2 separate regions of the Homo sapiens genome follow, and region 2 is linked to region 1. A link is a loop called in an ENCODE intact Hi-C map of the cell type or tissue named here. Cell type or tissue: heart right ventricle. All regions are shown on one strand. Each heading gives the region's core, and the rest is flanking DNA. Links, peaks and the distances in the headings are about the cores only.

Region 1 (9,474 bases), core at 484-8,483:
CATAATTATTATCAGTTAATTAGACCTTAAAATTTATCTTTGATAACACCTCTGGCATTTAATTATGTAACCGGTAACTCATGAATGTTATTAAGTGATGTATGACTACAGTAAAGCATAATTAGATCTCATATTTGTTTCATATCATATTGATGGTGATAATAGTTTCGTAGTTTTTACAGCTTATATAGATATGGCCACATTAAATTGATATTCTATAAGACAAACAAACATTTTAACAAGTATTCTAAAAGCATATTAAAGAGAGGCCATGAGGAAAGGAAAAGTAGATGATCATATCTGATGCCATTTAACAGAAGTTCACAACAAATAAATAGCCTGATTTCAAGGCCCCATTTTAACCTAAAAACAAATAACATTCAAATACTTATGTCATAAAAAATTAATTCCTACTGTTGTAAAACAGAGAAAAACAATGACCAAACTGTTTCTAGTACTGTTAAAGTAATAAATATGTTCCCCTAAATGTTGTATGCACATTAATTCATATTTTAAATATGCTAGTGTACTTTTAGGAAATGTGCAGTGAATCTTTTTGTAAAAGGAAGAATCTCTTTTTTAGAAAATGTGGTTACTTTCATATCTTTGTAGGAGAATTAAAAGTCAGCTAGAAATCAGGTTATCTAGTAGGATGGACTGGTAGATTCTAAACCCCTTGAGGGCAAAGTTCTTTTGCATCTTAATATCATTTACAATTCCTAATGTGGTGGTTCACCCATAGTAGGTATTTAATGAATATTGATTGCCTATTGTGTGAGACAGCTTGGGGGGAAATTAAAGAAACTCTGCTTTATGCACTTTTCTCTGAAATGGGGACAAAGAAACACACTGTATTCATCAGGGTTTTCCAGAGAGACAGAATGAGGAGGTTGGATGGGAGAGGATTTAGTAAGAAGAATTGGCTCACATGGTCACAGAGGTGGAGAAGTCCCAGGTTAGGACAACTGCAGGCCGGAGAACCAGAGAAGCTGGTAGCGTGGCCCAGTCCAAGTCCAAAGCCTCAGAATGAGAAAAGCCAACAATGTAGGCTCAAGGACCCCCTGGAATGTTGCTGGGACAAGTCCCAGAGTCCAAAAGCCAAAGGACCTGGGAGTCTGATGTCCAAAGGCAGGAAGAGAAAAAATATCCTGCTCTGGAAAGGAGAGAGAAAACAGAGTGAGTCCCCCTTCTTCTGCCTATTTGTGCCGGCCTGGCCCCCTGCTGTCTGGTTGTTGTGCCAGCATTGAGGGGATTTTCCTCTCCCAGTTCACTGACCCATGGAAACACCCTTACACACAAACACAGAAACAGTGCTTCACCAGCTACTGGACATCCCTAAATCCAGTCACTTTGACACCTGAAATTAACGAGCACATGTATCTTGAGAAAACAAGTCAAGATTCTGATGTGGAAAGGAAACTCAGAGTCTGGTGAGTTACCAGATACTTGACCATGGAGGAGACCGAGACTTTGCAAACCAGGGAAGGAAACTGTGCTAGTCCGTTCTCACACTGCTGTGAAGAAATAACTGGGACTGGGTAATTAATAAAGGAAAGTGGTTTAATTGACTCACAGTTCCACATGGCTGGGAAGGCCTCAGGAAACTCACAATCATGGTGGAAGGGGATGCAAACACGTCCTTCTTCACAGGGCAGCAGGAGAAAGAAGTGCTGAGCAAAGGGGGAAAAGCCCATTGTAAAACCATCAGATCTCGTGAGAACTTACTCACCATCACGAGAACAGCGTGAGGGTAACTCCCCCCATGATTAAATTACCTCCCACCAGGTCCCTTCCGTGACAGTGGAGATTATGGGAACCATAATTCAAGATGAGATTTTGATGGGGACATAGCCAAACCATATCAGAAACTCCCGCAGCAAGGTCAGGTGTGAAAATAAGCTACAGGAAACATACTCAGATTTTGAATTTATACAACTAATCTAAGTCAGATAGATGGATTGATTTATTTTTAACTCCCTGTCTTGATTTGTAATAAAAATGTAATAAATTAGGTGGAATAGTACGCTATTTGAAACGCAACACAGATGAGGAAGCTTATTGCTCAAAGCCACACAGAATGAAAGAAATCATTGTCTAAAATCACAGAACTGTGACGCATCAGTCATTAACTGAAAGTTTTTGTAAACACAATTCTCATTTTTCAATTGAGATACAATGAGGAGATATTAGAAACATATTTTGATAACTTACCTTTACTATTCCCAGAGGAGCTACTGCCCTGATGCCTTCCTCTTGCTAAGTAGCAGTTCGTTGGTTTGTAGTCATTCTCCCTTAACCATAGGGGATACATTCCAAGACCCCCAGTGGATGCCTGAAACCTCAGGTAGTACCAAATCCTATACATAATTTTTTTTCCTATAATGTATACATACCTATGATAAGGTTTATAAATGTAGCACAGTAAGAGATTAACAACAACAATAAAATTGAACAGTTATAATAATATACTGTAATAAAAGTTATGTGGGGCTGGGTGTGGTGGCTCATGCCTGTAATCCCAGCACTTTGGGAGGCTGAGGCGGGCAGATCACCTGAGGTCAGGAGTTTGAGACCAGCCTGGCCAACATGGCGGAACTCCATCTCTACTAAAAAAAAACCAAAAATTAGCCAGGTGTGATGGTGCATGCCTGTAATCCCAGCTACTTGGGAGGCTGAGGCACGAGAATCACTTGAACCCCAGAGGTAAAGGTTGCAGCAAGTCGAGATTGTGCCACTGCATTCCAACCTGGGGGATAGAGCAAGACTCTGTGTCTCAAAAAAAAAAAGTTATGTGAATGTGGTCTCTCTCTCTCTCAAATCATCTTATTGTACTGTACTCACCTATTTTCAGGTGGTGGTTGTCTATAGATAACTAAAACCATGAAAAGTGAAACCAGGGTCTACTGTGAATACAGCCTAAGGGTCAGAGTGAGAAAATGCTTAACTCCTTTCCTTTCTTAACCTGATGTGTTTTCTTCTTATTTGAGTAAACTGATTTACATTTCCTTTCCCTGAAATAGGTGATCCTTTCACAGACCGGAAGAATGCGGATGGTCAACATGCTTACTCAAAGAGCTGAGTCATAGGCCATAGGGCTTAGTGGAAAGAAAGCTAGGATAGTTGTGAGTATGCCTAACTGTGTGTGATCTTGGGAAACTTATTTAACATCTCTGAGACTATATCCTCACCTGTAAAATGGAGCAATTAATATCTTTAGGGCAGGGTTGTTGTTAGGATAAGAGAAAATACATGTAAACGTATGACATTTAGTTGATGCTTAATAAATGGTAGCTAATTTTCCTTTTATGATTGTAAGGAGTTGAGATGCAAATTGCAATGCCACTGAGAAGGGAAACCAATTAACCAATGAGGAATATAAAAATAGAAGTAAAACCAGAAAGACGAAACCATGAACTCACAGAATCTGTAGATGTGCTTTGGTGAAGGAATAGCTTTGTTTACCTGAAGCAGCTAAGCTGTATTTTGTTTTGAGAAGAATAGAGTGATATCATGTAAAGGGGCCCAGATGAGACTGGAAACATGGGTTCTAGGTCCACTTCTTCTGTGGATGGTATGACCTTGAACAAGTCACTTAAATGTAAAGAAAGGATATTGAGTGACTCTCTCAAATTCCTTCCAGTCCTATGATAATGGAGGCCTGGAAACAGGAAGAGTAGAGTTTGGATGCAGACACACAAAAAATCTTATTTTGGATCCCAGCTCTTTAAGCCTGTTTCTTTCTGTAAAATAGTATAAAGATCTATATTTTGGTGAGGTTATTGAGAAGAACTACGTAGTAGACTACGAAGTTGCCTCACAGTGTGATAAGCATTTTTCTATTTCCCTTCCATTCCTTTTAGCCACATTATATGTCAAGAACTACATCTCAGGCTTCTTAGTTGAGGAGACATGTATGAAATCAGCCTTTGATAAGTGTTGGCTGATAATGATTTTATTTGTTTCTGTAAGGCCTTGCCCACCCAGAGAGAACTCCCTTCTTTTTTGTGGCATTTCATCTTCCTATTTACTTGTTCCAAAATTCCTTTCACTAGGTTATTCCTGACTTAGACAACCAAGGCAAAGCATTGTCTGTTGATGACCATGTCACCAAAAGCGGGATGAGGATACTGAGGTGTTTGTGTGTGCGTAGGTCTTTTACCATTTTGTATTAACCAGATTAGTTCAAATTAAGTACTTGTTCTTGGGAAAGGAAAGAAACTTTTAGCAAGACGAGCAGTATAGTGTCATATGTAGTAGGCTTAGAGTTAGCCAAACTTGGGTTCGAATCTGACCTCCCATTTCCTAGTTCTGTCCCACTTAACCCCTCTAAGAATCAATTTCCTGAGTCTTGTGGGGCTAATAACACTATTCATTTCATAGCATTATTGTAGGGATTAAATAAGATGATATTTGTGATATACTTTGCGTAATACTTGGCATAAAGTAAATGCTTAATAAACAGAACTGTGTGTTTCAGGCCGAACACATACTTTGGTTAAATAAAATTTATGAGAGGCCATTGTTTTGAAGTAAGTTCTGACATTAGGCCCTAATAGAACAGACCAAACCAAAATGGGGTCACTCATGCTAAGGTTCCATGTTACCAAATTGAATTCGTCATTCAACCTTCTGAGAAATCAAGAGAGAGAGATGACAGCCGCAACACTCAAACAGGCCAGTTTTAGCCAGTATGATAAGGAAGTCCCCTCTGCTTTAATTCTTATAAAGAAGGTAACCTGAAGTGACCTGATGTTAACCAATCTGTTTTTTTCTTTTGTATTATGCTATTTCCTTGTTCCTGTTCAAGGTACCTTATGAAAACTGAATGTTCTGCCATGCCCAATGGAGTGTCTTTTATAAATCTTTAGATGAGATGCTGGCCAATTCATGAATCACTAATAAAAGCCAATTAGATCCCTTAACTAAATTTTTTGAAATAAAAAGAAAAATGATTTTAGAGATGAAGAGAGTGAGGCTCGGGGGAATCAGGAAACTCATCTAGGCTGCTGCACCATAGGAAAAATAGGTCTTTGGTCTCCTGACTCCCAAGGCTGGAATTTCTATTTGTCTTTCTATTTCATCACTGTTCTGAAGTTAGAATTTAAGAATCACTGCAATACATCTGCTAATGTAATATATTTATAAAATACATGAATCATATTTCTGATGAATTTCTCTATTCACAATGCTTAGTATCTACAAACTCTGAATAATAAAAAGGAAGTCTGTTTCAGGTGGTATTAATAGTTTATCAAGGAGAAAATAACTGAATATCGTATTAGCATCATTTTCCTTTTACAGAATCTGGCTACTGCCCCCTGGTGCTAATAATATGTAATTACACTTCATGAAAGTTGCATTCAGCATTTAGGTTTGAGTCAAATGTTGATAGAAATTAAACTTGTTGCCCTCCAAACATCTATGCACATTATCTGGATAGGAAATATAAAGTTACAATCCAGAGTCCACCTAGGCATACCAATGGGTAGCAGAATGACTTCACCTTTTAATTGAAAGTAATCCATTTCTGAGAAACCATCACAGGCAATTTGGTACAATTGAACTTTGTCTTTAACCTTTTACTATGATTTATGTGATTAGGCCAATGGAGGAAGTGGTTTTCAACAGCATGATTAAAACACTTTGAGGAAATAATTTCTGTCTTCAAGCACCTTGCATGATTTTTTTTTTTCTTTTCCAAGTGTTTGTCCTTTCTCATCAAAAGGAGAGTCAGGAAATGGAGAAATACTGACTTTTAAACACTGTCTTGGACAGAAATGAAAGCTCATAAAACAGCAAGGTCAAAGCCAGGGTGCTGGTTTTTAGCAGACCTGTGCAGCATGACTTCTTGCCTGATGAACAGCAGGACTAGAGATGTACTAATTTCAGTATTTTCCAAATTTAGGAATTTTACCCATCTATCAGGGATTTTTCAATTTTACTAAGCAAGGATTAAATTTCACCAACTTTTCAATTTTATTAAGCAAGGACTTATTTAAAAATAAACAATACATTGTGGCTACCATCTACTAAGAACCTATTTTATAAAATAAAGGACACTTTAATATCAGTAAAGTAGGAAGGACACAGTTTTATAATAATGGGCAATTTTACTCAACAAAATACAGTTGTTGCATTAGTCTTTGGTTTTCTCATTTTGCCAGGTGGCAAAATTGGACAATGGACCAGGTTAACGTTCCCTATTGAAATGACCTGCTCAAGTTCAGACTAAATTTTAGGCTGAAAATATTCCACTCTGCTTCTGTATTTGCCACTGTGCTTCAGAATATGTACAGAGGCTCCCAAATAGTCTTCAACATGCATGAAATTTATTGGCAATATGTATTCTGCCACATTTTTGGAGTAGGGAGGGTTGTTATAAGAATTCAGCTAAATGTAGCAAATTTTGCAAATCTCAAAATTTTGAGTAATCATTCTGAACTGTCTGTCCTTTGCCATTTTCTTTTGAGAAACAGGATCTTGTGCCACTGCCCCACAGTACTTTACATCTCAACAAGAAGAAAAAGAAGGTATTTTTTTTTTCTGGAAAGAGTAGGTTGTGGGTGACCTATCTGAGTTCACTGGCTCACTGAACAGTGATTAACATTTAAAATGTATGCAAACTAGACTCCTAATTAAAGCCCAATAATGTAGGACTTTGAACCTATTCACTGCCTTTGAAAATAATCATAGATGCTGGCTGCTTATCATGAAAAAGTCATTATGGTAAATGACCAACTCCCCCACCTTCTTTCCATCAACTGCAAAAGTGATTCTCCATTGCAAAGATTTGCAAATGGTGCATGTTGCAGTCACATGTCTCCTGGTAGCTGTAATTGTTATGCAAATTTTCTTGGCTCATGAATAATAACATTTACAGAGCTCCTGTTATATGTGAATTTGCAAGCATGAACTGAATTCAGGGTGGGTGGACAGTGGTGTTGATCTGAGAGTTCGTCAGGAACTCTCAAGGGCAGTTTGGAAGTGGCAGCGAAGAAGGGGAGTGACCCTTCCTCCCATTCTTTATTCTTCCTCCTTTGCTTTGCTGACTGTTTGTGGGAAAGGGGATATGAAGCGCAGAGAGGGAATTAAAAAAAAGTAATGGAATCCAAAATAGGTCAGAGGACAGAAATATTCAGGAACCAAATACTAGTTGCAGTATTAATTAAAGTCAGTTTGTCAAAGGTAGAGAATCCAGATAACAAAGACAGCCTCAGTGGAGAAAAAAGGGAAATGTGAGAATGAACATTTATTGTGCCTCTGGTAAGTGCCAGAGACTCTTGTACATAGGCTACATATTTTATTATTGACCCATATAATAGCCTGATAAAATAGGTTGTGTTTTCTTACAGGTGAGGAGCCTGAGGTTCCCAGGGGTTTGTGTACATGAGGAAGGTTCTCACATCTCAGAGCTAAATTTCAACTCTAAATATATCTGATTTGAAAACTTTCCCATCTCCAAGTTTCCTTTCAAAATTACTCCAAAATGTACCCATTGAAATGAACTTCCAGGAAACATGATTTCAGAGTAGTGGTTTCATTACCTTATTTCCCTGGACATCAGTGACACAGAGATGATATGGCTAAAATGACTGTTTATTGCCTAAGCAGCTGCTGACATGACCAGCACACCATGGTCCTGGAATCGAATGCAATGGAATATATGGCTACAAAAGGGGTCTGGGAGCTCTTCAGTGTGGTTCCTCAAGACCTGTCACTGTGTTCTGTGGGTAATTTAATGTTTACTAAGGAAATACTGAAATGTGCCAGCAAATGATCATTTTCACCTTTGGGAAATCACTCATTTGATGGGGACATTTAAGGAATTTATGTTATTCTTTGAAGACTTATAAACAGAAAAAAAGTGACTATGAGCTATGGGAGAAGAAAATTTCCCCTCTTCTCTTGTCCATTTCTCTGGTCTGGCAGTCCTTCCCAAATATTTGTGAGATACAGGACAAGGATACAAATAGAGGCCCAGATGTTGTGTGGGCTATATATTTAGGCTACACAAATAATTATCCTCTGTCTCTCCATCTCAGGACTAGGGCTGTGTACTCTGGTGGTGTAGTTTGTACTCTGGAGGACAGACCTGGGAAAGAAAATCATACGGGGCCTAGAAGCAATTTGAAGGCAATATGGGGAAAGGATTTTAGGGTCCCTGGAACACAGAGGTTGGTTAGTAGAGGAGAATAAGGGTTCTGGGTTGACATGTCCTATTGCCACACAAACTTCTCACCCCAGGCAAAGCTCTGTGGCTGGAGGAAGATGACAGAGTGGTGGCTTTTAAGCACAGGACCCGGGGCATGGTTGGAAGCATGCACAGACACACACTTATAGACACATGCTTGATGAAACCGCAGATCACCTGTAATTTTTCCTCTGGGGTAACTTGACAGAGCAGAGACTTTGTTCTTTATTTTTTCTAGCTCTCACCATAGTGATGATTCCTTTTCAAGATGGTATAATTTAAGTAAAATAAATATTCTTTATTTTTCTTCCAACTTTTATTTTAGGTTGGAGGGTATATGTGCAGGTTTGTTACATGGGTAAACTGCATGTGGCTGAGGTTTGGTATAATTGTTTTCATCACCCAGGTAGTGAGCCTAGGGACCCAGCAGGGAGCTTTTTGATCTTCATCCTCTTCCCATCCTCTACACTCAAGTAGGTTCCAGTGTCTATTGTTCCCCTGTTTGTATTCATGCGTACTCAAATGTTTAGCTCCCACTTATAAGTGAGAATATGTGGTATTTGGTTTTCTGTTCCTGCATTATTTCACTTAGGACAATGGCCTCCAACTACATCCATGTTGCTGTGAAAGACATGATTTTGTTCCTTTTTTATAGCGGCATAGTATTCCATGATGCATATGTACCATATTTTCTTTATTCTATCCACCATTGATGGGCATCTAGGTTGATTCCGTGCCCTTGCTATTGTGAAAAGTGCTGCAGTAAACATACACATGTATGTGTCTTTTTCTTTTGTTTTGTCTTTTTTGAGACAGGGTTTCACTTTGTTACCAGGCTGGAGGGCAGTGGTGTGATCTTAGCTCACTACAGCCTTGACATTCTGGACTCAAGTGATCCTCCCACCTCTGCCTCCCAGAGGAACTACAGGCACATGCCACTGTGCCCAGGTAATTTTTTATTTTATTAATTATTATTTTTTTTTTTAACAGAGACTGGGTTTTACCTAGTTGCCCAGGCTGGTATCATGCATTTGTCTTTATGGTAGAATGAATAGACTATTATTTTGGGTACATACCCAGTATGTATTGGTATTGCTGGGTTTAATAATAGTTCTGTTTTAAATTCTTTGAGAAATCTCCAAACTACTTTCACAGGGGCTGAACTAATTTATATTCCCACCAGCAGTGTATAAGCATTCCCTTTTCTCTGCAACTTCACCAACATCTGTTATTTTTTGACTTTTTAATAATAGCTATTTTCACTGGTGTGAGATGTATCTCAT
Region 2 (9,474 bases), core at 447-8,446, 120 kb before region 1:
ACCTCAGATTATCAGGCATTAGATTCTCATAAGGAGCATGCAACCGAGATCCCTTGCATGTGCAGTTCACAATAGGGTTCACATTCCTATGAGAATCTAATGTGGGGTGGAGCTCAGGCCGTAATGCTTGCTTGCCCACCACCGCTCACCTCCTACTGTGCGGCTCAGTTCCTAACAGGCCACAGATTGGTACCGATCTGTGGCCCAGGCGTTGGGGACCCCTGCTGTAGAGCATCTGGAGGGATTGTGGCCCTGCCAGTATATTGATTTTGGGTAATTTGTAGTGATTTTGGGCTTCTGGCCTCCAGAATTGAGAGATAATAGATTTTTATTGTTTTTCAGTCACCAAGCTGTGGTAGTTTATTACAAAATTCATAGGAAACAAATACACTAGGCAAATTCACAAATCTCCTGAATTCAATCCGTATACCTGGCAGTAAAGAGGTGGAGATGGTCCAAGAATCCATGTTAAGGTCCCAAGCTTCAAAGGTAACCACTGTTAACCTTTTCTTGTGTATGCTCTTATTCAGAAATGTTATACCAGAGTGTTTGTCTTCATGTATTGTCTGTTTTTTAACAACTTACTTATTTGAATTATAAACACATACACATAATACAAAGATTTTAAAAGGATATAGTGAGAGTAAGTCTGTCCTTTTGCCATTCCTTATTCTTTCTTCCTATAGGCAACCACAGTAAACCAGTTCTTGTGTCTCCTCCCACAGATATTCTATACATTTACATATATATGTACATATTTTCTTCTCACACAAATGGTAGCATATTGTGCAAACTATTCTGTACCTTTTCCCATTTATTTCTTCCATATAATAATGTCTTTTTCTTTGACTTTGTCCTACCCAGTACATATACTTATGCCTATTTACTATACCATTTTTTGGTATACCAGAACATAAACAGTCTCTTATTAGACATTTAAACATTTTATTAGTGTCCATTTAAAGTTATTTACTGGCCATGTGTGTGGTGGCTCACGCTTGTAATCCCAGCACTTTGGGAGGCCAAGGTGGGCAGATCACTTGAGGTCAGGAGTTTGAGACTAGCCTGGCCAACATGGTGAAACCCCGTCTCTACTGAAAATACAAAAATTAACCGGGTATAGTGGTATGTGTCTGTAATCCCAGCTACTCGGGTGGCTGAGGCAGGAGAATCCCTGGAACCTGGGAGGTGGAGGTTGCAATGAGCTGAGATCGTGCCACTACACTCCAGCTTGGGCAACAGAGCAAGCCTCCATCTCAAAATAAATAATAAATAAATAAAGTTATTTACTGTCTTTAGTTACTACTACGAAACCTTCCTAGGCCTCAGTTTTTCTCATCTGGAAAATAGAATCCTACCTCATAGGATTGTTATGATGATTAAATGAGAAAATGATTTAAAGTCTTTAGAATTAGTACTTGCCATATGGTAAGCATTGGAAAAAAATGTTACAAAATTTGTTTTGGAATTTTTACTTGGAATCTGTAACAGTGACTGTTCCTAAAATTCTACTTTATACTGATGAGTATTGGGGATTTCCCCCTCCATTCCTTTTATGCTACACAAACCTAAAGAAACCAATAATTTTTTTTTTTTTTGAGACATAGTTTCTCTCTTGTTGCCCAGGCTGGAGTGCAATGGCATGATCTTGGCTCACCACAACCTCCACCTCCCGGGTTCCAGTGATTCTACTGCCTCAATTCTCCCGAGTAGCTGGGATTACAGGCGTGTGCCACCACACCTGGCTAATTTTGTATTTTTAGTAGAGATGGGGTTTCTCCATGTTGGTCAGGCTGGTCTCAAACTCTGACCTCAGGTGATCTGCCTACCTTGGCCTCCCAAAGTGCTGGGATTACAGGCATGAGCCACTGCCCCTCGCCAAATTTCTTGTGATTTTTAATCTTTACTTTTGCTTAAAAAATTCATTGGTATGTGTCTATTTTTTTCATTTATTACAAAAATCATTTAGGAGAAAACATATATATTTGAATGTATAAAAGGATTTTTCTCACAGTTGAGATCAATCTGTTATATTGACATTATTTTCTATAAATTCAATTCTCTTAGACACATATAAAGAGCAGACTGTGCTTTTGGGTTGGTAAAGGATCATAAATTGGTTATCTGGACACCACTTAATGTTCTCATATCCTTTGTAAATTGCTATTAGGTTATATAATATGTAGAATGTTCTGCATAACATAATAAGTTTATTCAAAATAACAGTTTTTCAGAAAATCTTTACAGAAAGTATTACTAATCACTGGCAATATTGTGACCTAAAATGGTAGATAGCATTCCACATTTTGAAACCTGCATGTTTGCACCTTTAAATGTCCATACAAAGTGATCTAACGCTGATTTTTGAAGTTGGAAAGGACATTAAAACAGTAATATGGGGATAGAGCAAAGAAGAGATACTATACTCACCTCTGTGATTCCCTTTAGTCACTTTAAAATAAAACAGAGCCCCCTATTTAGGAAAATGCCTATTCACAAAATCTTGGAGTCGCAGGGTGGGGGACAGTTTATATACAATGAAGCCTTAGAGAATCACAGGTCAGAAAAAGCACCGGGGTGTGGTAACTGATCGTTTGATTTATATTATTTGAGCAGAGGAAACAGAGATAAGTTTCCTTCAGCAGGTGTAGGATTAAATTTTGCTGTCTGAGGAAGGGGCTTGATGAGGGACACAATAGAGATGTGAGTTGATTTATTTGCCATTATTTTACATTTGGACAAGAAATTTACCCCCACCCCCCATATTTAGAAATATATTTTTAACTTTTAGGGGTTCATATATGTGGTTCTTTATTAAGTTCCACAGATCTCCCCAGTGTATTACTCTGATTTTAAAAAAATCATTGAACTATAAGAAAGGATGGACAGTGGATAGCTTGTGGAGGTAAAATAAAGTAAGTTGGACTGATGTTGGTTTCAGAACTTAAATCTCAGTCATAAGTATAGGGCTCTCTTGTGATTCAATGCCAAGCTTGTAAATTAAGCTGCTTTAAAGGAGTGTTGGAGATAGGAGAAGTGAGTTAGAAATATAAAAACAGAGCTGGGTGAGGTGGCTCATACCTGTAATCTCAGCACTTTGGGAGGCCAAGGAGTTCAAGAACAACTTGGGCAACAGGGCAAAATACCACCTTTACTTAAAAAAATTAGCCGGGCATGATGGTGTACATCTGTAGCCCTAGCTACTTGGGAGGCTGAGGTAGGAAGATTACTTGAGCACAGGAAGTCGAGGCTACAATGAGCTGTGATCACTGCACTCCAGCCTCCTGGAAGACGGGACAACAACCTGTCTCAAAAAAGAAAAACAGGCTTTTTTTTTTTTTTTTTTTTTTAATTTAAACGGAAGGGAGCACAAAGATAATTGCAAAATTCTTAACCCAAACTGGCTTTGGCAGTGTGTTCCCACCCTCTCCCCATTCCTCTCTTTACAGTTGTTTATAAAATTCTTCCTTAAAGTGTTTGATAGAAATATTTGAATGTCATTTAAATATATATCCTGATTCTGGCACTTAGTATGTCTTACCACCTGAGAGTGGACAAAATTTTTATTTTCATAAAACTAGAAATAAAAAGACCTGTACACATAATTTTCTTACAATTTAAGATATTTCCTTTTTGTAAATATCTTGCCTTTTATGCCATTTATTGGAGATCTTTAAATTGTATTAGAGAACTTTATATTTTAGTCATAAAGTACATCTTGTAAAAATTAGCTAGTATAGATTTTAAATTTTCAAACTATTGAAGACTTTCTGGGATTTTTTTTCCCCATTTACTTCAGGTAATACTGACAGCATCTAACTTCACTTTTCTGCCACAGGGTGGTGTAAAATACTTACTGTCTGAAATTCTGTTTGGCGACTTCAACAGCCTAATAGAACCCAACTTAAAATAGAATGTTGTAGAAGTTCACTTTGGGCACTAAACTAAATTGTTTATGAGAGAAGATAGTCCTTATAGAGGGGTCCAATTTTTATTTAAAGGGGCTCTAAGAGGCTTTCATAGGGAAGGCAGTTACATTGCATTATTATTAAAACATTTGGAAATACTTTCAGACTTATTACAATGTTGCAAGAATAAGAATAGTACAAGAAACATCCATATACCCTTTATCAAGATTTACTTATTATTGACCTTCTATCCCATTTGCATACTTCCTTCTTACATACATGTTTTTTTTAATGAAACATTTGAGGCTAAGTTATATACACCATGACACTTTTCACTATATGTTACATTGTGTTTTTCCAAGAGATAGAGATACTCTATTATGTAACCATAACAGAGTATCAACTTGAGTAAATTTAACATTGATAAAATACTTTTATCCAGTTCCCCATCAGTATTTCAGTTTGTCTTTTGACTCAGTAATGTCCTTCATAACGTTTTCCCTACCAGTTCAGCAGTCTCAGGTCAGTTATAACATTTAATTGTCTTGGCTCTTTAGCAACCCTTTAACCTGGAGTAGATCCACAGCCTTTGTATTTTATAACAATGACATTCAACTTTCCTTAACAGAACATTACTCATTTCCATTTTGAGTTTGTCTGGTGATTCTTCATAATACAGGTTATATATTCTCAGCTAGAATATTATATAAATGATGTTGTGTCTTCCTTAGAGTATTACATATATCCATCCTCCTCTTATTGGTGATGTTACATTATATTTTGAAGTCTTTTTTTTTTTGTAAATTTAGATGTGTATGTTTAGAAGAATAATTAAATGCAATTCTAGGATGTGTGAAAGCAAACGTTTTCTCTAAAGGAAGATACTTAAGACTAATGCTCCCAGTAGGTAAAATCTAATTTGACTGGAAGGTTTGAGGTAGCACATTTTAACTTTAAACCTTGCAAAGCTCTTAATGTAGTATACTGGCATTTAATCTTTCCCTGGATTGCCAAGGAGAATTGTTGATATCCTCCTTGGGACCTGCCAGTCATTCTGGTGAACGAATAAAATCTGAGTAGGTGACTTTGGACAGAAGTATAAAACACTGAGATCTCAATTATAAATTTCTGATGTCATAATTAACAGCAAAGCCAAATAATTTTGTATTCTCTGAGTTTGGGCTTGTATTAGTGCAGTTTTAATACAAAACACATTTAAGTGCCAGAGGTGCTGACTGGAAAGAATATTGTAAACTTCTCAAAGAAATGATCACAAGTCTTTTTTAATCCTTCGGTTATTTGACAGATTTGTTACTGTTAATGAACAGACACAACTTTCTGAGTAGGAAGATTTCCTAAATATTTCTAGTATGTTAGCTTTAGGATATGTATAAGAATTCTCAGAAGGCAACAGAGATACCTATTTTGAAGAAAATTGTCACATAGCTCATTTGAACATTTATAATTTCTTGACCTTTTTGCTGAAAAGTATATTAATATTAAGATGGTATAATGCTAAGAAAGCACATTATTTTGCAGCTGTATTCCAGAACATAGTGAATTGAAAGTTTTTTGCATGATCTTACATTTAATCCTTTTACTTTGATTACATATGTATATTACATATAAAATATGTATTTTCCACATACTGTAGACATTAAAGCATTTGAGGTATGAAATTAAATGAATATAAAGTAATTTGAGTGCCAAAATGCTCATTAAATTTAACAGTTGAACTTGAAAAATTATTGGATACTGCTGTGAGTTGTGATTTCTCCTATCAGCTACCCTGCAGAGTATTGTAAGGGAGAAAAAATTACTTCCATGTTCCTTTCAGGTTTGCCCCTTGATTTTACAAAGAAGTATACTGCTTAAATTGCTAGTAGTTTGTAGCTGCTGCTTCTGACACTTGAATACTTGTTTCTGAGCTTCCAGAGTACACTGAATGATACCCTGGGAGCTTAGAAGAATGTAGCCTGTCTTCCCTAGTGCCTAACTTAATTCTGGGAACCTGGGTAGTAAATATTATGTGATTAAATATAGTTTTAAAGGTTGATCTTATTTTCATTTCCCAGGCAAGACATCTGTATAGATTCTGCTTCATCCGTGAGAGAGAATAAGCAACCTGAAGGTTTGGAATTAAAACAAGGTATGAACCAAGTACTTGATTATTGTATAAAATTTACCTGAAGAATAGAAGCATTTTACCAAAAATAAATTTTCAGTGTCTAACTCACCCCATTTTACAGATAGAGGAAGAGAGCAATTTATTTGGTCAAAAATCAGTCACTTCATGATTCTTTTAGCTACTGAAATGATTATATTTTATGATGTTTAGTTAGTTACAGAAGCCACCAGAATTATCATCTTGAATAGTTTTATTTCAGTAATTTATTAAATTAAATTTATTTATTTATTTATTTTGAGACAGAGTCTTGCCCTGTCGCCCAGGCTGGAGTGCAGTGGCGCGATCTTGGCTCACTGCAAGCTCAGCCTCCCGGTTCACGCCATTCTCCTGCCTCAGCCTCCCAAGTAGCTGAGACTATAGGTGCCAACCTCCACGCCCAGCTAATGTTTTGTATTTTTAGTAGAGACAGGGTTTCACCGTGTTAGCCAGGATGGTCTAGATCTCCTGACCTTGTGATCCACCCGCCTCGGCCACCCAAAGTGCTGGGATTACAGGGGTGAGCCACCACGCCCGGCCTATTTTAGTAATTTATATATCATCAGCTGCAAGACATTGGAGATATGTTAACTGGGTAGCTTTGGGTTGTATGTGGGAAAAAACCAGTAAGTTTTATAGCATAACTTTTTTCCCCCTGAGGTATTTTGTCCTTGTTTACTTACTTTCTTCATCATTTATTGCTTTCTTTAAATCAGTAGTTTTTGACATTACCAGCTAGCAGAAATAAAGTGGTAATTTTAATTTATTCAAGCCAAGTACATTTGTAGGGCTAATCTTTTAAATGCCTTTTTTACTTCTTTTTATCTTTAGTAGGAAGAATTGAAAGTAAAATAAGTTTTTATTAGTTACTCAAATGCCAGCTCACATTTGTTTCTGATAAAATTAATTCAGAACAGTAAAAATTTGTTGCATCCAAGAAGATTAAGTTATCTATCATGTAATCACCTAATCTTTGATGGCTTAGAATAGTTTCTCTTAAATATGAGTCATATGAACTTATTTGGTAGAGAGAAACAAGTCATTATTTAGGCAGAATTTGTTTAAAAACTGGTCTTTTATTACTGCTTAATTTAAAAAGTGGAAAAAAAGGTTAGACAGCGAATTTAGTGATTTGTTCAATTTATATGTAGAGAGAGCAAAATCTAGATTTTCTGTAATTCTGATTTATTTACTGTAGGATTTATGAATATTTCTGATTGTTTCAAAAATTCCCATTGCTTTTCAAAAGTCCTGTTGTGATAACCTCATATAAAGCCAGACAAAATTACGTCTTTGTACTCTGACTTCTTCTGAGCACCGCCATAAACTCAGATTCATAGTTTAATTGACATTTATTTGTCACATATAAATACATGCTAAACACATATTATTTTTATATAATATAATCATAATCATATTACCTTACACCTCATGTATAATTAGATTACACCTCATGTATAATTAGACTACACTGCTACTGTTTCTTCTTTGTTTCTGCTCTTTGTATCAAATGAACAGGCAGTATGGAGGATATGCTATTACATCATCTGAGGAGAAGAGAATGTTCTATAAAGGATAAGAAAAGCTAGAATGGGCAGGTTGATTTCCAGTTCCTAGGAAAAAGGAATGGAGACCACAAATTAGCCAATGTTACCTTGTAAGAGAAGATGTTTTTCTGTTCCCATGTTCACACACTCAGAATTGTTTAGAACTCCCTTCCTAGTGTCAACAGGCTGTTGTACTGTGATTTCTTTATGAGAACTTCAGTCATGTGAAAAACCAGTCATGAAGGTGCAGAGAGGGAGAGAAGAAGACCTCCAATGAGCCAGATGTCAAAAGTCCAGGCCTTTTATGCTTAGGAGCCTGTAACCACACTCAGGTTCTCAAGGAGGTATGAGACATTAGGAACACACTGATGGCATCAAGCAGAGTTGAGAAGACATAAGATCAAAGTGTAGCAGTACCATTGTACAATACAGTTCATGCTCATGTTGTGACTAAATGATTAGCAAATAGTTAAATTAAGTTTTAACCTTTTTTTTTTTTTTTTTTTTGAGACAGTCTCTCGCTCTATTGCCCAGGCTGGAGTGCATGGCGCAATATCGGCTCACTGCCAGCTCCGCCTCCCAGGTTCACACCATTCTCCTGCCTCAGCCTCCTGAGTAGCTGGGACTACAGGCACCTGCCACCATTCCTAGCTAATTTCTTTTTCTTTTTTTTTTTTTTTTGAGATGGAGCCTCCCTCTGTCGCCCAGGCTGGAGTGCAGTGGTGCAATATCAGCTCACTGCAAGCTCCACCTCCCAGGTTCACACCATTCCCCTGCCTCAGCCTCCCAAGTAGCTGGGACTACAGGCGCTCCCCACCACGCCCGGCTAATTTTTTGTATTTTTTAGTAGAGACGGGGTTTCACCGTGTTAACCAGGATGGTCTTGATCTCCTGACCTCGTGATCTGCCTGCCTTAGCCTCCCAAAGTGCTGGGATTACAGGCGTGAGCCACCGCACCCAGCCAGTTTTAACCTTTTTTTAAAAAGCAGGGAATTAAAGTCTTTTAGAAGAATATCTACTAAATGATTAAAATATAAAATGTTTTATTGCATAATGGATAAGTTACTTAGAATATTTATTTATGGAAAACATCTTCCAGATAAATATTAATATAGCTGAAATCTGACTAGATAGTAACTTGCTTGAAGTTACCAAACAAGCTGAGGTATATCAAGAAATAGAAATCCTGATAGGCTCAATAAAGATTATTCCCTGTTTTCTAAGTGCACTAATATTGTCTATTTGTAATGTGCATAACCTGCAAAATCTAATATCTCTAACTTTTCTTGCATAACTAGCTATTTTTGTTCACAGTGAGCTCAATAAAAGCAGAATATAAGCTCCTTGTGAATGCATTGTCATTTTAATGGCTTGACCAATTGAGACAATTCACTGAAGCTTATTTAGTACGAAAGTAACCTTTTGTTCAGTAGACCAAAATATAAAGCAGCATTGAATTTTCTTTTTGCTCTTTCAGAATAAAATAAATCATATCATGTGACCTATTAATGGTATATAAGTTATTTAAATTACATTATCAGTATTTAGAGCATTTAAAATACTGAAGTATTGCTTGAATAATACACAAGTATTAATTATGAATTAAGTTGAAATTGGCATTTTTTTGTCTAGTACTGGTTTCATTCATCTTTGTTGCTAGAAAATATTTTTGAAACCGGCAGTACTGAAGATGAGTATCAGATTTTACACTAACTTCCACTGCACTTTAATAATGAGCTAATAAAAGGAACTACCTTTACAGTGAAAATGTTATTTAAATGTAAATATAATCTATTGGTTCAATGATTGGTACTGTAGTAAAACAGAAACTCTTCTGTTAGAAATTCTTCCTTTC

The links. A loop is a pair of places that touch in the nucleus more often than their neighbours do. Peaks named below come from ENCODE experiments on the same cell type or tissue, not always from the same donor. Only the 100,000 strongest peaks of a DNase experiment are listed, where the experiment ranks them.
Region 2: a loop joins it to region 1, with 2.6 times the contacts of the local background. A loop is called at or near these places in 39 of 110 quality-filtered maps.

The regions. Positions count from the first base shown.
Region 1 is chr9:26,740,412-26,749,885 of GRCh38, reverse strand. No RefSeq gene overlaps it. Among named protein-coding and RNA genes, the nearest start is that of CAAP1, 150 kb to the left of the region's middle. RefSeq lists a silencer at 2,914-3,003 and enhancers at 1,987-3,186, 2,761-3,440, 6,546-7,111. In heart right ventricle, for the core only: a CTCF peak has its summit at 5,316 (motif pointing left); no DNase peak of the experiment used is centred there.
Region 2 is chr9:26,857,649-26,867,122 of GRCh38, reverse strand. CAAP1 (caspase activity and apoptosis inhibitor 1) reads left to right here. Exons shown (of 6, transcript NM_024828.4): 5 at 5,984-6,057. Among named protein-coding and RNA genes, the nearest start is that of CAAP1, 30 kb to the left of the region's middle. In heart right ventricle, for the core only: a CTCF peak has its summit at 3,833; no DNase peak of the experiment used is centred there.